Regions from separate parts of the Homo sapiens genome. Here region 1 is linked to region 2. Evidence: read pairs that join two places in POLR2A ChIA-PET (ENCODE). Cell type or tissue: PC-3. All regions are shown on one strand. Each heading gives the region's core, and the rest is flanking DNA. Links, peaks and the distances in the headings are about the cores only.

Evidence for each region. ChIA-PET counts read pairs that join two places held together with the same protein. Peaks named below come from ENCODE experiments on the same cell type or tissue, not always from the same donor. Only the 100,000 strongest peaks of a DNase experiment are listed, where the experiment ranks them.
Region 1: POLR2A ChIA-PET joins it to region 2 with 6 read pairs; 2 of 35 experiments call an interaction of 5 or more read pairs at or near these places.

The regions. Positions count from the first base shown.
Region 1 is chr5:127,816,446-127,825,249 of GRCh38, reverse strand. All of the region lies in intron 5 of CCDC192 (coiled-coil domain containing 192), which reads right to left. Among named protein-coding and RNA genes, the nearest start is that of CCDC192, 120 kb to the right of the region's middle. In PC-3, for the core only: no CTCF peak of the experiment used is centred there; a DNase peak (open chromatin) is centred at 4,099; H3K27ac peaks cover 473 bases.
Region 2 is chr5:128,203,808-128,212,611 of GRCh38, reverse strand. No RefSeq gene overlaps it. Among named protein-coding and RNA genes, the nearest start is that of SLC12A2, 120 kb to the right of the region's middle. In PC-3, for the core only: no CTCF peak of the experiment used is centred there; no DNase peak of the experiment used is centred there.

The DNA of each region.
Region 1 (8,804 bases), core at 3,044-5,543, 390 kb after region 2:
TTTCTCTGAACTGTTACTCTATGCCATTGTGGATGATGTGCTTTTATATTAATGTGTTTTAATAGATTAGAAAATAAGTAAATGCTATTCTCAAACCTTTTCTAAGTGATTATCCATTCTTAGTCAATACTCCTTAAAACTCTTCAAGAAAACACTTGATGAAGATACCTTAGTTTTTTGTTTTCTAAGAGTATCAAAATCTGGTCAAAATGTTTGACAGCGCTATTGTGGCATTCCAGTTTAGGTATCCAGATTATCTTAAAGATGAAGTTTGTGTGCTTGAACAACTACCAACCTAGTCTTCTCCCATATTAAAAACTTTTAATCCCTTTCATTGCTTCTCTCGAAACAACCATGTTTGGATTCAAGTATTTGTCACCATTTATCTTAGCACAGGAGGTGAAAAATAGGCTACTTCCTAAGGAGCTCTGTGACTTCCTGAATATTCTCTTTTCTAAGACAGAGTGACCCTCAGGAGCCTGAGGAGAGAAGGCAAGGCACGCTGAGGTGATCCTACATCCTACACAGCCCACAGGGCTCCCATGCTCCAGCAATCACAATGGATTTTTAAACAGAGATTCTGACTTCTTCTTGATCTATGAGGCAATTTCTAAATTTAATGATATCCAAAATCTTCCCAGCTGTATCTCTATCCTTGGGTCTGTGAAATTCCATGCAAAAAGTGCTCAGAAAGCACTCCATTCAGTGAAAGATTTGGGGAGTTTTGGAAATACTCAAACAAAATCTGTTTAATTTATATAAACCCCCAGTGAGAAAAGCATTAAGAATGGAAGTTTAGAAATAAAATTTTTCCACATTATTTCACAGGTTCTGTTTCCTTACTGAATGTTGCCTGTTGCTTTTATAAATAATATTGCTTCCAGCTGGCACGCTTAAACAGGATCCATTCAAATGGATTTCATGGGACATTGAGCAATTCCGGTACCTTTCTCAATCAAAACTAAAGGTTACATTATTCTCACTATCCTTTTTCTTTCCTTTCTAACAGCTAAGAAAGAAGTTGTTGATATTATTGTTAGTGTCTCAAGGAAACCCTAGCACAGCTGCTAATTGTTTTCTTAAGGGAAGCACATCTTTTAACCTTCATCCTGTCCTTGAAGATAGGCTCCTTTAGGCCTAATATTTCCCTAAGGGCAAGCAGTAGTAATAGAAGTTTTTGGCCTTTCATTAGTTTGCTCTCATTTCTTCCCTGAGTGTGCTTCATGGTTAGAAACCTTGCTATTGGGTGGAGGTGCACACACAGCTGATGTGGCCTCTGGTTGGCCTGTTGTGCTAGGTGACATGAGGACTGCACATTTTGGAAAAGCCCATGATTTCCATCAGCAAAGAAAAAATTGGTCAGTTGGCAACTAAAGGTCCAATTAATAATGATTCTTTTGTGTAGGCACAGTTGGAACAGAAAGCCTTTCACCAATTTTAATAACACTTCTGAAACACGATTGTAGAGAGGCACTAAGGAAAATCCTTTGACCTCTTTGAGGCCTACAAGAAGGACTCTCAGGGTGACCCTAGGGTGACTCTGGAGGTCAGAGAGGGAATGAAGCTTTGAGGACAGCTCTTTCCAATGAGAACAGTCCCACCTGTTAAATGGTTTTTTAGATATAAGGCAGAAACTCCAACAAGGCTTGAAAATAGAAATTTATTGGCTGGCACAGGGGAAAGCTGGCCTAGTAGAGTTTAGCCACCTTTAATTCATAGGTGGAGAAAGGGTAGTTCATTAATAAAATAGTCTTCAGTGTGGGAAATTGAATAAGTAAAATCAGTGGTGAGAGAAGAATATGTTAAGAATCTATTAAAATGTGACACCCACTCATGTGGCATAATGGAGACTTCTGGATGATCTCAAGGGCAAATAGATCAACCTGGCACTCAACAATCAAAAGCAGAGGGATTCTCTCTGACCCAAGACCTGGGCAGATGGTAGAGGAAAGAGGCGAGTTGTAAACAGCTCCAGGCTCTGTCAACATCACCTGTACCCACAGATTTGAAAAGACAGACTTGACCCGTACAAAGTGTGGGAGAGACACCTGTACAATGAGATTACTGTCGCTGCACTATTGCTGTCAGCAAGTACTCAGAGGAGAAGCACAAATCAATAAAACCCCATGAGAGATGCTTTTGGGGAGTAGCAGGTTTGCCTGGGCTGACCTCTTGCGATGCAGAGCTGATAGGCAGGGTTATCTTCATCAGAGAGTAATGTGGTGTTTTTGTGGATTTGGGGCGTTTCTTGAGGAGCGTTGAGAGGGCCCTGGTTCTTTCTCTCCCTGGAAACCTTGTCTTAAGACCTGGAACCACAAGAAGATATCCAGCCTACAAGGCAGACATGGTCTAACCCTGAAGCTAGGTGTCACTCACTGGGCCTCAGGGGCCTGAGGACTTGGGCAGAGCCTCCAACCCTGCAGCAACAGCACTTCACGCTTGAGGGCCATTTTATCCGTTATCCTTTGGAAATCATAGACTGCAGAGACCTGTGCCCTGAAATCTTTCCTAGGACCCCTAAAGGAATGATCTTTGTCCTTCCTGGAGCCTCTGAGGGAGCGTCCTTCCACAGTTGCTCCTAGAGCTCTCTTCCTGACTCCCTGAACATCACTGCTCTGACATCCACTCACCAGTGAGGACTTCCTGACCACATCATGGCAAAGAATTGCACACCCTCTCCCAGAACCCCTCTCCCTTTTCATAGTCTGTTTTTCTTTTTCTTTTTAGCCATTTAACCATCTGATATTTCATATATTTACAAGTTTATTTGCTTATTGTCTTTTTTTTAACCCCACTAGGACATAAGTTCTTTGAGGATAGAGATTTAGTCTATTTTGCTTACTGCTATGTCCTGCCATAGGCATCCTGTAAATATTTTAGAAAGGAATGAATGAGGTTTTAAGCAATGCTGTTAACTGTTTCTAATCTCTCTGTTTCCTAAGACCCATGGGCAGATTGAACCCCAAAAGGGATGAGAAATAGAAAAGGCTTTCTTCAGAGGACACAGCCTGAAAGCAGCCATGGTCCTGAGCCTCAGCAGTGTATGAAGGGACAATGTGAAAGGCCCTTCGCTCTGAGAAGGGCAAACAGTTTTCAGTGTTTTCTGATTACGTGTCTAAGGCAGGGACCTACCAAGCCCAGAATGTTGTCCCTGGAGTTGCAGTGGCAAGTTCCTGTTTCTTAGGCAAAAAGCATGAAGACAACTAATTAAAAGTAGCGGAGGAAAATGCCAGAGTTCAGTAGTTACTAACCTGTGTTTACATTTTAATTTCTTTAAATCTTCCCTTTATTGTCCCTTGATTTAACTTTTTTAGCCAATAGAGCTTGTGAGATATTTACAGTTAACTTCATAATTCAGTTGTGTGGGAAGATTCATAGTTGGCTGGATGTTATGTTAGCCCTTCTGTTGCACACTTTCTGGGTACCACCTTCTATCTCAGGGTCTTTATGGCAGTTATAGTTATGCTGCCATGGAAGAAATAGTCACCTACTAGGAAAGGGTCTTCAAACATCATTGGGTCTAAGGACCACCTGAGGAGGTACTTGATCTCCCAGGTTCCCTTTTTTTCTATAACTCTGAATTCCAGAGGCCAGGGACAATAGGTTCTGAGCTGGGCTTTAAGACTTCCTGCAGGATGCCTGGGCAAACTCTTAGCTTCAACATTGGTAAAATGGAGACAAGCGCATAAAGTTCACAAAAGCTTAGTTGCCAGATTGGGAGCTACATTAAAGATCCCTAAAGTATTTAAAAGGGACTCATGGGATCCTTAGAAAGTTGAATTCTCCAGTCTCTTGTCAACTTTGGATCAAGGCAGAGGTCTGGGATGACTTTTTGGATTTCCTGAAAAAGAGGCTGTCCCCTAGATGAGTTTCTCCACCAACAACAGGATACTTTATATAAATCATAGCACCTTCTATTGTTGACAACATAACCTCTGTCAGTGGCAGCCTGAAGCCAGCTCATTTAGATTTGTGAAAGCCAGTTGTTAAAATTTCAGGAAATGTGAACTGGTTGATCTAACATCAGTAGCTCAAAAAAGGCCATGTCGAAAGGATGCATTTAAACCACAGAAATAGGCAAACACTATAAATCATCCACCTTCCACCAAAGCTGGTTGTTAAACATTTACCAGCACACCACTAGCTGTTAGTCATCACTCAATGTTACTATGAATTCTGCCTGCCTGAGCTTCCAGTGTGTGTGTATATGTGTGTGTGTACATGTAGTGTGTGGATACTATAGGGATGGGAGGAAAAAATGATGTTTGAAAAGGACTAGCTAGATGGAGACCAGAGAGCATGGGAAGATGGAAAGTGAGATCTCGAACTTAATGAGACATTTTTATATTAAAATATATTTAGATTAAATTAATCCTTGGTAGACATTTCACTAGTTTACGATTATATCATTTAAAGTCATGTTGTAAGTATGTCTGACAAACTGATAAAGGAAACAGATGATACATATATTTGAAAAGTAATACATAGAGAAGATCACATTTTTGTAAAAACAAACAAAAAATCAACTTAAAAAAAATAACATGTATATATGTGTTTTTCTATGTTATAGAGTGTAGAAAGTATGTATCGTTAACATAGGGAGTGAGAAAGTAGGAAGGAGAAGGAAGACATTTTAAAATTTATTTATTTTAGATACATATATTTTTTGAGATGGAGTCTCACTCTGTCGCCCAGGCTGGAGTGCAGTGGTGTGATTTCAGCTCTCCTCAACCTCTGCATCATGGGTTCAAGCGATTCTCCTGCCTCAGCCTTCCTGAGTAGCTGGGATTACAGGCATGTGCCACCATGCCCAGTTCATTTTGTATTTTTAGTAGAGGCGAGGTTTCTCCATGTTGGTTAGGCTGGTCGTGAACTCCTGACCCCAGGTGATCCACCCGCCTCGGCCTCCCAAAGTGCTGGGATTACAGGCGTGAGCCACCACACCCAGCCGACATTTTAAAATTTATATGCCTTTATATTATTGACCTTCTGGCCAAATATTCATTGGCTATATTTTGTGGTTGCAGAGCAAAGGCTGAGTAAAATTGTTTTAAAGAATAACCTATTTAGAAATGTAATAAGAATGAAATGTCATAGATGTACAGAAAAAGTTCTAAGGGAAATTATCTTTGTTCAGTCTCACACACATAATTCACAGCATTATCTGCTCAAAATAAGAACATTTAAAATAACACAATCAGTAAGAGTATGAAGATGAAATGCTAAGGTTAAGTTTCAATATTAGAGATGTACGTGTGTGAGAGAGTGTGTGTGCGTGTGTGCTTTAAAATACTTTGTGAAAACAAACAAGGATAAAGATAATCCCTGAGAATGGAAACTAAGGCTGCCTGTGCAAGTGCAAGCACCTTATAGACCATGGACTATTCATTTGTGCAGAGGAGCAGGAGTCTAAACCTCCTTCTGCCTAAAGTATGACAAAGATGATTCTCTAACCTTGGACCTGCTATTGAATCTCCCTGTAAATTGTTTTATAGGGATCGTGGTGGTGGTCTAAAGAAAGAGCAAACTTCTTCATGAAAGGATTTCAGAATCTATGGTGCAATCTATAAAATAGATTCATTTTAGAAGTAAAGACATCTAAAAAGAAACAACCATCAGAGGGTTTGGCTCCCATGCTATCTTTCACTGTGGCATTAAATGTTTGCTAAGATGTAAACTTCTTTCATTTTAGGTCTTTAAAGTCACATGATGGAAGTGACCACCCAGACTCAAAAAAGATAACATATATTATCACATCACTGACTCCACCCTGCCAGATAAAGGCAACCTCCCTACAATCTCAAATATTCCTGTGGAAATAACATGGTTATTTACCCTACCTGAGAACCGCCTGTATTTGTATGGCAATCTGACTGGGGAGAGAGTAAGAATACAGAGTCAGGAACCTAGAGCAGAGTCTGTTGACATAATTATGTGGTGCCTACCCAAGCCCTGAAGTTCTTTTGGGGATAAGAAAGAAGCAGGCATCTCTTGAGGGAAAGTCGTTGTTAGCGCGCTTCCTAGTAGTTGCCTTAGCGTGTACCCTCCTTGCTTTCAATGGTGGCTTAATTTAGGGACAGTAGGGGGTCTTTATCTGGAGCCATGGGTTTCAGGGACTTCCGGAAAAGTGACATTGAAATGGATATGGGTAGACATGTATGAAACAGTTTACAAATAATGAAAGCTAGGATCCCTTTCAACAGTTAATAATCTCACAGGAAGAGCCCAGCACTGCTAGGTTTTCTTTTTCTACTATGAATCCATTATGTGGGGTATTAAGGAGTTGTTGCCTTTCCTCAAATGAAACAAAGCAAGAAGATGTCATGACCTGAAAGTCCCAGCATTGCCAACTCAAGTTGGTTTCTGAGGAAACTTCCAATGGCTGTAGCCAGCTATAAAATATGTGACATGCCTTTTGGGATTTTCCTTACCAGTCCTTTCCCCTAGCTAACATCCAGGCTCTTTCAACTCTCCTTGCCTTTGTACAGGCTACTTCCTCTGCCTAGATCACTCCCACCCCCATCTTCCCTTGGACAGTTCCTCTCCCTAATTTAATACTCAGCTCAGGTATCACTGGCATACCTGATGGCTTCTTGGAGCAGTCTCCAGCTCCACCCTGGGTTAGGGATGGTTCCTCTGAATTCTCATAGTAATTTTTGACAGCCACGATCATTCCACTTGTCATAATGTGCTATAAGACCTATGTATGGGGTCTCTATGTAATCTCTTCTTGATAGCAGTAATTCCAAACTTTGGTTGCACATTAGAATGACTTGAGGAAATGTTAAAAGTCCCCATGTCTTGTTTGTACTCCAAATCAATAGAATTTTGGATGTCTAGGAGTAGAACCCAGGATTCGTTTTTTAAAAAAAATGTTTCCCAGTTGACTTCAATGGTGGCCAAGGTTGAAAACCTCTGCATTAGATGACAAAGTCCTAGAGACTCAGTCTTTAGTATGTCAACCCAATGCATAAGACTGATGTTAAAATTTTGCTAAATTAATGGATTTATATATTCAAATTCAAGTATTTTAGACTCTTATCAAGTGACATTAAGAGGTAGCAATTTATTTATTCCAGAGTGCAAGCAGGTTATAAGCAAAAAAATATGTAAATATCATGTTGATTAAAAATCACTACGCCCATTGATTTTAGAGCAGTGATTTGGGAAAAAGCTATGCTGGGTTTTTTCATATACTTTATTCTGAAGACTCTTCTGATAGTAATTTGTACTATTTTTACGGATATTTTCTAAAGCAAGGTCATGAACTTTGAAGAATTGTGGATTTGTATGACTACTTCTACAATGTCATAGCTTAGGAGATTTACACATGTAAGGACTAGATGCAATGTTTCTAAAAGCGTGGTTCAGAGATCAGCTGCATCCAAATAAAAATACATGTTTCCAGCCCTCATCCTAGATATGCATTTAGATTCTTTGGGAAATAATTCAAGAATCTGTTTTCATTTTTATTTTTTATTGAGATATAGCAGTCATCCTTTTAAAGTGTACAATTCAGCAATATTAGTATATTCACAAAGTTGTGCAACTATCACTACGGAGTCCAGAACATTTCATAAATACAAAAATAAATTCATATCCATTAGCAGTCACTCCCTCACTCCTTATCCATCTCACCCCCTCAGGCCAATGGCAACCAGTACCTATTCTGGACATTTTCAATCAATGGAATCTTACAATATGTGGAGTTTTGTTTTTGGCTTCTTTCACTTAACACAGTATTTTCAATGTTTGTCCATGTTGTAGTATGAACCAGAATTCCTTTTTATGGATAAATAATATTCCATTAGTTGAATATTTTACATTTTGTTTATCCATTCATCAATTGCTGGACATTTGAGTTGTTACCAGTTTTTTGCTATTGTAAATAATGTTGCCATGAACATTTTTGTGCAAGCTTTTGTGTGGACATATTTCCATTCTCTGCAGTATATACCTAGGAACAGAACTGCTGGGTCATATTTTAACTCTTCTACCTGTATTTTAAATAGGGCTTTCAGGTGAACCTAAGACTCACTAAATTTGAGAATCACTTTATTAGGGTGTCACTATTTCCTCCAAGGCACTGTACCTGTAAGCCACCAACTGCCAACAGGTGTGACATTGCACCCGGTAATAGGTGGAAAAGAAAGACTATCACAGCATCCAATCAATTATGATTCATAAGAAAAATGTTAACAATATGAATAACTAATAATATCACATTATCACCTTTGTTTGACAAATTTAAATCCAGATATATTGAAGGACAAGGTTTAAAGAAACAAATAGCATGGAATAAGTCAATCATTAAGAACTCTAATATTTTTCCAGCCTACAGTTGAACTTGCCTTGATTTTCTTTTATCTGAGACCCACAAACTTACTGGGTGTGATGGAACTATAGCATTCTTTTTGCCTGCCAACCATCTTTGAACACTTTTCCTAAGCTTGGTTATTTCCCCACCTTGAGACCTCACTTTCTCAAAGCAGAAGCCTCCCTCGCATCCTCAGTGCAAGGCTTGAAACATTTATGCCAGAATTCAGATAAGAATAGCTGCTATGTGCCCTCTGTTCACAGCAGAAACACCCTGTTTAGAAGCAAAAGTTCTAGTGGAGGCTTCCAGTGCACAGAGCCAGAGGTACCAGCTAGAACTATACAGCAGTGGGAAGCTACCTGGGGAAGTTCTGTGGTGTGATTTGACCATTGTTTCAGCTTCCATTTCCAAATCTGGTTCTCTGGCTCTCCTGGAGAGTGAGAGTTAGCCATGGCCTTCACTTAATACCTATTCTGCTTAAACTGGT
Region 2 (8,804 bases), core at 4,194-6,693:
TCTGGTGGACTATTCTGGCCTCTGGGTGTGTGCCTCAGATGCTAAGCAAAACTGTAAGACTGCTGTGTAATAAGTTGGGAGGTGACAGTTCATTTTGCACAGACAATAATATAAAGTGCCTTTACGTCATACCAGAATTAGCTGCACACTCCCTCACAAAGAACAAGGCCCCCTTTTCATGTCCCAGGCAGGAAGCAAAGTGACTTAGAACAAGTGGGATTTTTTTACATCTTTGAAAGTGTTTGTCTCCACCACAGGACCGGATGCCAGACCTTAGATTCCAGCTCCTTTCGGGGTCATTTCCCTCTTGGAATCAGGATCAAGGTGGGCAGAGCCTACGGTCAGGCCACAGTACACTCTTGGGAGAGGCAGCTTGGATTACTTTAGCACAAGGGACTTTCCAAAACCAAAGTTATTAGGAAAAGCAGAATGGAGAATATTTGGAAAAAATGCTGTTAACACCTGATCCACACGTTCTTTCCTTCCCCTGTGCTGCTCATAATCACTTACAGACGCTGAGGTGTGTAGGAACGGACAGGCAACCTCAGCCTGCAGAGACCCCAAGACATGACAACATGGAAGCCTCACCTCGGATACCGTTTCTGGTTTGATTCTAATTATACATTTAAATTTCAGGGGAAACTTTAACAAGAAAAAACATAACCCCACTAGTGTTTTCTTTTTTGCATGCTTCGTTGTAGTATTTTGCTCTTTCTTTCAATTACACAGACCTGTTAAAATTTGTTACTATGATTTTAGACTTGTCTGTTTCTCCTGGTAGGTCTGTCAACTTTCCTTTATATATTGTGAGACTGTATAATAAATGCATGTAAATTTTTTATCTATTTTCTTTTTTATGGGAGGTTTTTTTATTTTCCAGCTTTATTTAGGTGTAACTGACAAAATTGTATTACTGTTAGGTGTACAGTGTGATGATTTAATATGTGTATATATTGCAAGATAATTATTGCAATCAAGTTAGCTAGCTATCTCTTCACCTAGTTATTTTTTTTGTATAACATTTAAGAGCTACTCTTTTAGCAAAATTCAAGTGTACAACACAGTATTGTTATAGTCACTATGCTGTACATTAGATCCCCAGAACTTAAAACTGAAAGTTTGTACCCTTTAACCATTATTTCCCCATCTCCCCCACCCCCCAGCCCCTGGCAACCACTATTCTATGATCCATTTCTATGAGTTTAGCTTTTTTTAGATTCTGCATATAAGTGAAATCATACAGTATTTGCCTTTCTTTGTCTTACTTAATTCACTTAGCCTAACACCCTCAGGTTCATCCATGTTGTCGCAAATGGCAGGATTTGCTTCCTTTTTAAGGTGAAATAATATTTCATTGTATATACATATACAACACAATTTCTTTATCCATTCATTGTCAATGGACACTTAGGTCTTTTTCATATCTTGGCTATTAGCTGCAATGAACATGAGAGTGCAGATATCTCTTGGAAATACTGATTTCATTTCCTCTATCATACATGCTATTAAATGCATGCAAATCTTAAGTTATTTTATCTCTCCCTTAAACCTTTTATCATTCAAGAGCAACTTTATTTTTAAGTAATGCTTTATGCCTGAAAGTTTCTTTTGTCTGATATTAATATAGACCACACCAGTCTTCTTTTCTTTATACTTTTATCAGGTATACTCTTTCATCATTTTAATCTCAACTATTTATCATTAATATTATTTAGATGTATCTAAATATAATCATTTTATGTATTTTTATTATATATATAATTATATATATTTATATATAATTATATATTTTATATATTAAAATATATATAATTTTATAAATATATAAATTTATATAAATAAATCTATATAATAAAATAATATAAATATTATTTAGATGTATCTAAATTATGTTATTTAGATGTATAATATATAGATTTAATATATAAATAATATAAATATATTTATATTATTTAGATGTATCTAAATATTTATATTTAGATGTATTCATATTCATATTATCTAGATTTATCTCTTGTTAAACAACATATGGTTGGGTTTTTTTTTGTTTTTCTAAACAAGCATTCTTTTTTCTTTTAACTGGAGGATATGACCCATATGGCTTTAGTGTAATTACAATTTTGTATTTTGTTTGTTCCTTCCATATTTCCTTTTTGGAGATTGCTTGAGAATTTTTTACCTTTTTCCTTCTCTTAATTTGGAAGATATCCTTTTTTTCCTCCCCCTAGAGACAGGTTTCACTCTGTTGCCCAAGATGGAGTACAGTGGCTCAATCATAGCTCACTACAGCCTTGATCTCCTAGGCTCAAGAAATCCCCCTGCCTTAGCCTCCTCAGTAGCTAGAACTATAGGCACAAGCCACCATGCCTGGCTCAATTTTTTTTCTTTCTTTCCTTTTTTTTTTTTTAACTTTCTCGTAGAGATAGGGTCTTGTTATATTGCCCAGGCTGGCCTTGAATTCCTGGCCTCAAGTGATCCTCCCACCTCAGCCTCCTAAGTAGCTGGGATTACAGGCATGAGCCATCATGCCCAGTCAAATTTATATTTTAGTCATTGATTTAATTCTTACTTTCTAAAAAATCCACATAAGAAATTATTGCTAGTTAGGGTCAATACTTAGTAAGTTTTACCCATATATTAGCCATTTTCTTTTTTCTTTATTTATTGTTATATCTAAGCCATTCTTTCTGAATTTAATGTATTTCTATTCTCAAGAACAACCTTTAGGATTTTCTTTTTTGAGGATTGCTGGTGAAGAACTCAATTGTTTTTGAGCATGCCATGAACTTTAATCTCCTGTTCTATGTGCCCTTTGAGGTTCAGAAAAAATTCCAGGAGCAAAGATTATTGGATAAAAACACTTTTGTTTACAGGGCCACCATTTACATTGCGGAGTTGCGCTCCCTGAAATACTGTCAGTAGACATTCATTAGTATTGTCATATCACTTCCTAAGCTGTTGTAGAAATAAGTCAGATTCACTACAAACACATTAGTATATATTATCATGTTATGATGTTTCTTTAGTTGTAAGTGGCACCTCAAATTTGCTTTAATTTGTATGTTTTTGAATTTGTGTTTGTGAACATTTTTTTCCTGGATGCTTTCATTTGCTTTCTTGTATAAATACATTTGTAATTTTTTGAGGGATTTTATTGACTCAGCCTTTGGTAATCTCTCAAGAAACTGGCCACTATTACCTGGGATAGACATTTCCCAAAGGCCAAATAAACTTTTATAGAAACCGGGTCTCCCTATATTGCCCGGGCTGGTTTTGAACTCCTGGGCTCAAGCAATCCTCCCACCCTGGCCTCCCAAAATGCTGGGATTACAGGTGTAAGCCACTGCACCTGGTCCCAAATAAACTCTTAATCAGTACTCAGGGCTTCAGCTAGAAGAGGCAAGAAATAATTTTTTCCTCATCTTTAAAGCAAAACCAGGTAGACACATAAATGGAAAAGCAACCACAAAACTACCCTTCGTTGTCAGTATCGTTGTGGTAAACAGACCCATGAGCATAGCAAAGTTGATTACAGATTCATTTTAACACAATTCATTAAGAATCAGTGATGTGTAAGGAACTGTTCCAAGGCAATAGGGAGGAAAGGAGCTTATTCTCTTGGGTATGTGGCAGGAGGAAGGGGAAAAATTACCTGAAATAAGAACAGAGCTGTTTTCTAGCTCTTCATTCAGCTCCATGGGATACAAGAAAGGGAAAGGGGAAGAATAGAGCATAAGACCAACTCTTTGCTCTAACCAAGCTGGCTGCCTCTCCTGGCTGGAGAAGGAGAGAATTCCCTACTGGTGGCAGGTGGGGTCTAAGTTGTTCTGAGCCTTTGTTCTGGTCAAGTTGTACTGGAGAGCAGTAGGGCTGTCCTCCACAGAACTCTTGATGGGAGCAGACTAGGAAAGCACTTCAGCTTGGTGGGCCTTGCTGGAAGCTTTTTACCCACTCAGTTGGGTGTCACTGTGACATTGGACAGTGATAGTATGGAGTGTGTACTATATTTGTCAGCTTTTGGACTGAGCATGGGTATCTTTCTTACCTCAGCCTCCTGTTCTGAACTCCAGGCCTCTGCATGTAGTAGACAGTCTATCTCAATACTGCAGATCATTGTCTTCTGAATGCCAGCTTAACTTTCAACTTGGGTTTAATATTTTTATCTATGCCCTCTCTGCCATCATCTTAGGTTTATAGAGGTGAATATATGTGCACATGTTTCTAAATACAAAAACTTCTTTATAATCTTTTTTTGCAGTTTAAAAAATGTATTTTTATTGGTACATAGTAATTTTACATATTCATGGGGTAGATATGATATTTCAATATATGCATACAATGTGTAATGATCAAATCAGGGTATTTAGAATATGACATCCAACATGTATCATTTCTTTGTGTTATAATCTTCATATGCAATAATCAATAATCATAAACAGGATTTCTAGTTCTCAAACGGGCATGGAATCATTACAAAATGTTATTAGTTGTAATAGGTGAGGCTTCTAATGAATGAGGAATTTCCTAATCTCTCTCAACCACAGATTATTATGAAATGGAGTACAGGCTTCCACCTCCATCACTGACACTCCTTCTTTTGGTGAACCACAAGAAGATTGGCATTCTGGTTGTGAGCCCTGCCCATCACAGGAGATCTGGCAACCAAAAAACAGGTACTATTGGTACTGCCTACTGTCTCCCATCACTATCTGCTATAAGTAAGAACTAAAAGAAAACACATTTATTTTTTAAATGGAGCAATTTCAGTTTGATTGAATTAAGAGCTAGATGGAGAGTTTTGGATCCATTCTTCCTTTTCGTGTTGACAGACACTGTTAATACATACAATGATATTTATCATAGTCCTACTGAAGCATGAAAATATGGTTGAAACAGTTTTTAAACTAAAAAATGATGACCTACAGCAGAGTGCAATTACAAAGAAAGTTTTCAATATTCGGGCCAAGTAATGGCCTTCCCTCCTTGGCCTTAATTCCCATGTTTAGAAATATACCAAGTGCAGTACACACTGTACTAAATTGCCTTTGACTCAACGTTCATTATAATTATGTTAAGTAAAAGAGTTGCAGAGCCAATTGGGCTTCTTAGCTCTCAGCCTTGTAGTTTATAAAGTTTGTAAAGTCCCTAAAATAGTATACATTATCTACCACAAATACTTATTTTGGGACAGGGGAGAGTGAGGTTTTATTTTCCATGCTCTTTAGAATGAAGCCTTAAAAAAAAGTTTCTCCAGTTGATAAGTATTCATTTTTCCTTAGGGTGAGCACTAGAATTTAATTCCTTGATCTTCTACCTCAGTCATGACTCATTTTCTGAGACTCTGCTTCTCTATCAAGCTTGTCCAACCCATGGCCCATGGGCTGCATGTGGCCTAGAATGGCTTTGAATGCGGCCGAACACAAATTTGTAAACTTTCTTAAAATGAGTTTTTTTGTAATTTTTTTAAGCTCATCAGCCATTGTTAGTGTTTTATGTGTAGCCTAAGACAATTCTTCTTCCAATGTGGCCCAGGGAAACCAAAAGATTGAACACCTCTGCTCTATATTGTTGTTTGAGGCAATGCTTCCCTTCTCCACCCTTGCTTCCTGGCAGACCCATCAGAAAAGTATCTCTCGCTAGGTACAGAGGCTTGTAACTATAATCCTAGCACTTTGGGAGGCCAAAGCAGGAGGATCACTTGATGCCAGGAGTTTGAGATCAGCCTGAGCAACACAGCAAGATCACGTCTCTATAAAAAATTTTAAAAATTAGCTGGGCATGGTGGCTTGTGCCTGTAGTCCTAGCTACTTGGGAGGCTTAGGTGGCAGGATCACTTGGGCCCAGGAGTTTGAGGCTGCAGTGAGCTCAGACTGCACCACTGCATTCCAGCCTGGACAACAGAGCAAGATTCTGTCTCTTAAAAAGAGGAAGAGTGGCAACAACGTACCTCTCTTGGGCTCTGTGAGCCCTTCAGGAAGGCTTTGGTATGGGGGTCAGAAGATGGGGGTTAAGGCTACATGAAAGGCTTTGGTACAGGGGTCAGAAGACCACGGTTATGGCTTGCTAAGAACCACTTACTAAGCTGAGGGTTAGGTGAGTCATTTAGCTTCTCTCAAGCCTCAATTTCCTCATCTTTAAAATACAGATAAAAATACTGCTTTGCACATCTCCCAAAGTAAGTGGGGATCAAATAAAGTCATGTGAAAGCTCTTTATAAACACTGTCATATATATTTCTACATCCCAGATTTTTGGGGATTCCAGTTATGGCACAGTCTAGTATTGGTTAGCATTTGATATGGTTTGGTTCTGTGTCCCCACCCAAATATTATATTGAATTGTTCTCCCATGATTCCCACATGTTGTGGAAGGGACCTAGTGGGAGATAATTGAATCATGGGGATAGTTCCCCCATACTGTTCTTGTGTGAGTGAATAAGTCAGGAGATCTGATGGCTTTATAAGGGGTTTCTGTTTTCACTTTTTTCTCATTCTCTTGCTGCCACCACGTAAGAAGTGCCTTTCGTCTTCCGCCATGATTGTGAGGCCTTCCTCACAATCCATGTGCAACTGTGAGTCCATTAAACCTATTTTTCTTCCCAGTCTCAGATATGTCTTCATCAGCAGCGTGAAAACGGACTAATACAGCATTTTTTCAGTTCCAAATACCAAAAACACAATTCAAGCAGAATTAAGGTAAACAAATATAGATGGGCTCAAAATACAAAAATTGTATTTCTACACACTTGGAATGATCTATTCAAAAATAATATTAAGAAAACAATTCCATTCACAATAGCTTCAACAAGAATAATATACCTAGGAATAAATTTAACAAAAAAGAATGCCAAACATACTTTGAAAGCCACAACATGTTGTTGAAACAAACTCAAGAGAATCTAAATAAATTGAAAGACATCCATGTTCATGGATCAGAAAACTTAACATTAAGATAGCAGAACTCCCCAAATTGATCTACAGATGTAACATAATCTCTATCAGAATCCCATGTGACTTCTTTGTAGAAACTGACATGCTGACTTCAAAATTCATACAAAATTGCAAGTCAACCAGAATAACCAACACAATCTTGAAAATATAAGCAAAGTGCATGCACTCACATTTTCTGACTTCAAAGCTTACAATAAAGCAACAGTAATCAAGACACTGTGGTACTGGCACAAGGATCAGTGGAACGGAACTAAGAGTTCAGAAATACATCCTTGTGTTTGTGGTCGACTCATTTTCATTTTCAATAAAGATGTCAAGGCCATTCAATAGGGAAAGGAGAGTGTTTTCAACACATGGTGCTGGGACAGCTGGATAGCCACAAGCAAAAGAATGAAGCTCAACTCTTATCTCATGCCATATACAAAAATTAATTTAAAATGAATTAAATACCTAAATATAGAAGCTAAAGCTACAAAACTATTAGAAGAAAACCTAAGGACAAATCTTCATGGCCTTAGATTTGGCAATAAATTCTTGCATTTAACATAAAAAGCACAAGCAAAACAAAGGAAAAGTTCTGATAAGAAATTTGTATATAGAATGTATAAAGTAAAATGGGCAAAGGATCTGAATAAACCTTTCCCCAAGGAAGATACAGAATGGTCAATAAACATATGGAAAGATGCTTGACATCATTATTCATCAGGGAAATGCAAATCAAAACCACAGTGAGATACCACCACATCTACTAGGATGGCTAGAATGAATAAAGTTGGATATTAATAAGTATTGGCAGGGATATTGAGAAATCAGAGCCCCTCATACAGTGTGGGTGGGAATGTAAATAATGTAGCCACTTTGGAATAAGGCCTGGCAATTCCTCAAAAATTAAACATGGTCATATGAGTCAGTGATTTCGTTCTTAAGGTGGAATTCTAGTCAAGAGAAGTTCCATTCAAATCCACTCATGAAAAATAAAAACATATCTACATAAATGAACACAAAATATTCCTAATAGACAAAAGGTGGAAACATCCAAACATTCAACTGATGAATGGATTAACAAAATGTCATATATCCATAGGACAGAATATTATTCAGCCATAGAAATGAAGTACTGACATACACCATAACATGGATGAAACTTGGAAATATTATGCTAAGTAAAAGAAGCCGGACACACAAGCCATATTATTCTGTTTATATGAAGTATACAGAATAGGCAAATGTTAAACAAAGTAGATTTGTGATTGCTTAGGGCTGGGAAGGATGGGAACATAGGGGAGTAAACAGAAGAAATGGGGGCTCTTTCTGAGGTGAGAGAAATATTCTAATATGACTCTGGTGATAGTTGCACCTGTGTATATATCTGTGAATATATAAAAATCCATTGAATTATACACTTTAAGAGGGGAAGTTGTATATGAACGATATATCAAAGCTGGTTAAAACGTATTGGCTTGGATCATGAACAGTCCAGGGGTCCACACCCCTTGTCACTCCCACTCTCAGCTCTTCTTGCCTCTGTTGGCTTTCTCACTTGGTGGCAGAGATGATGACTAGTAGCCCCCAGCTGACCTTTTACCACTGTGTTAGTTCAAGCTGCCATAGTAAGATACCATTAGAGTGAGTGGCTTAAATCACAGAAATGTATTTCTCACAGTTCCAGCAGCTGAGAAGTCTAAGATCAAGGTGCCAGCAAGGTTTGGTTCCTGTGAGGACTCTTCCTGATTTGCACCTGGCCACCCGCTGTGTTTTCTGTCCACAGTGCATGCCTTTCCTCAGTGCAAGCATGTGGAGAGGGAGCAACCTCTGGTTTCTCTTCCTCTTCTATGTACTCTCATCCTGTGGGATC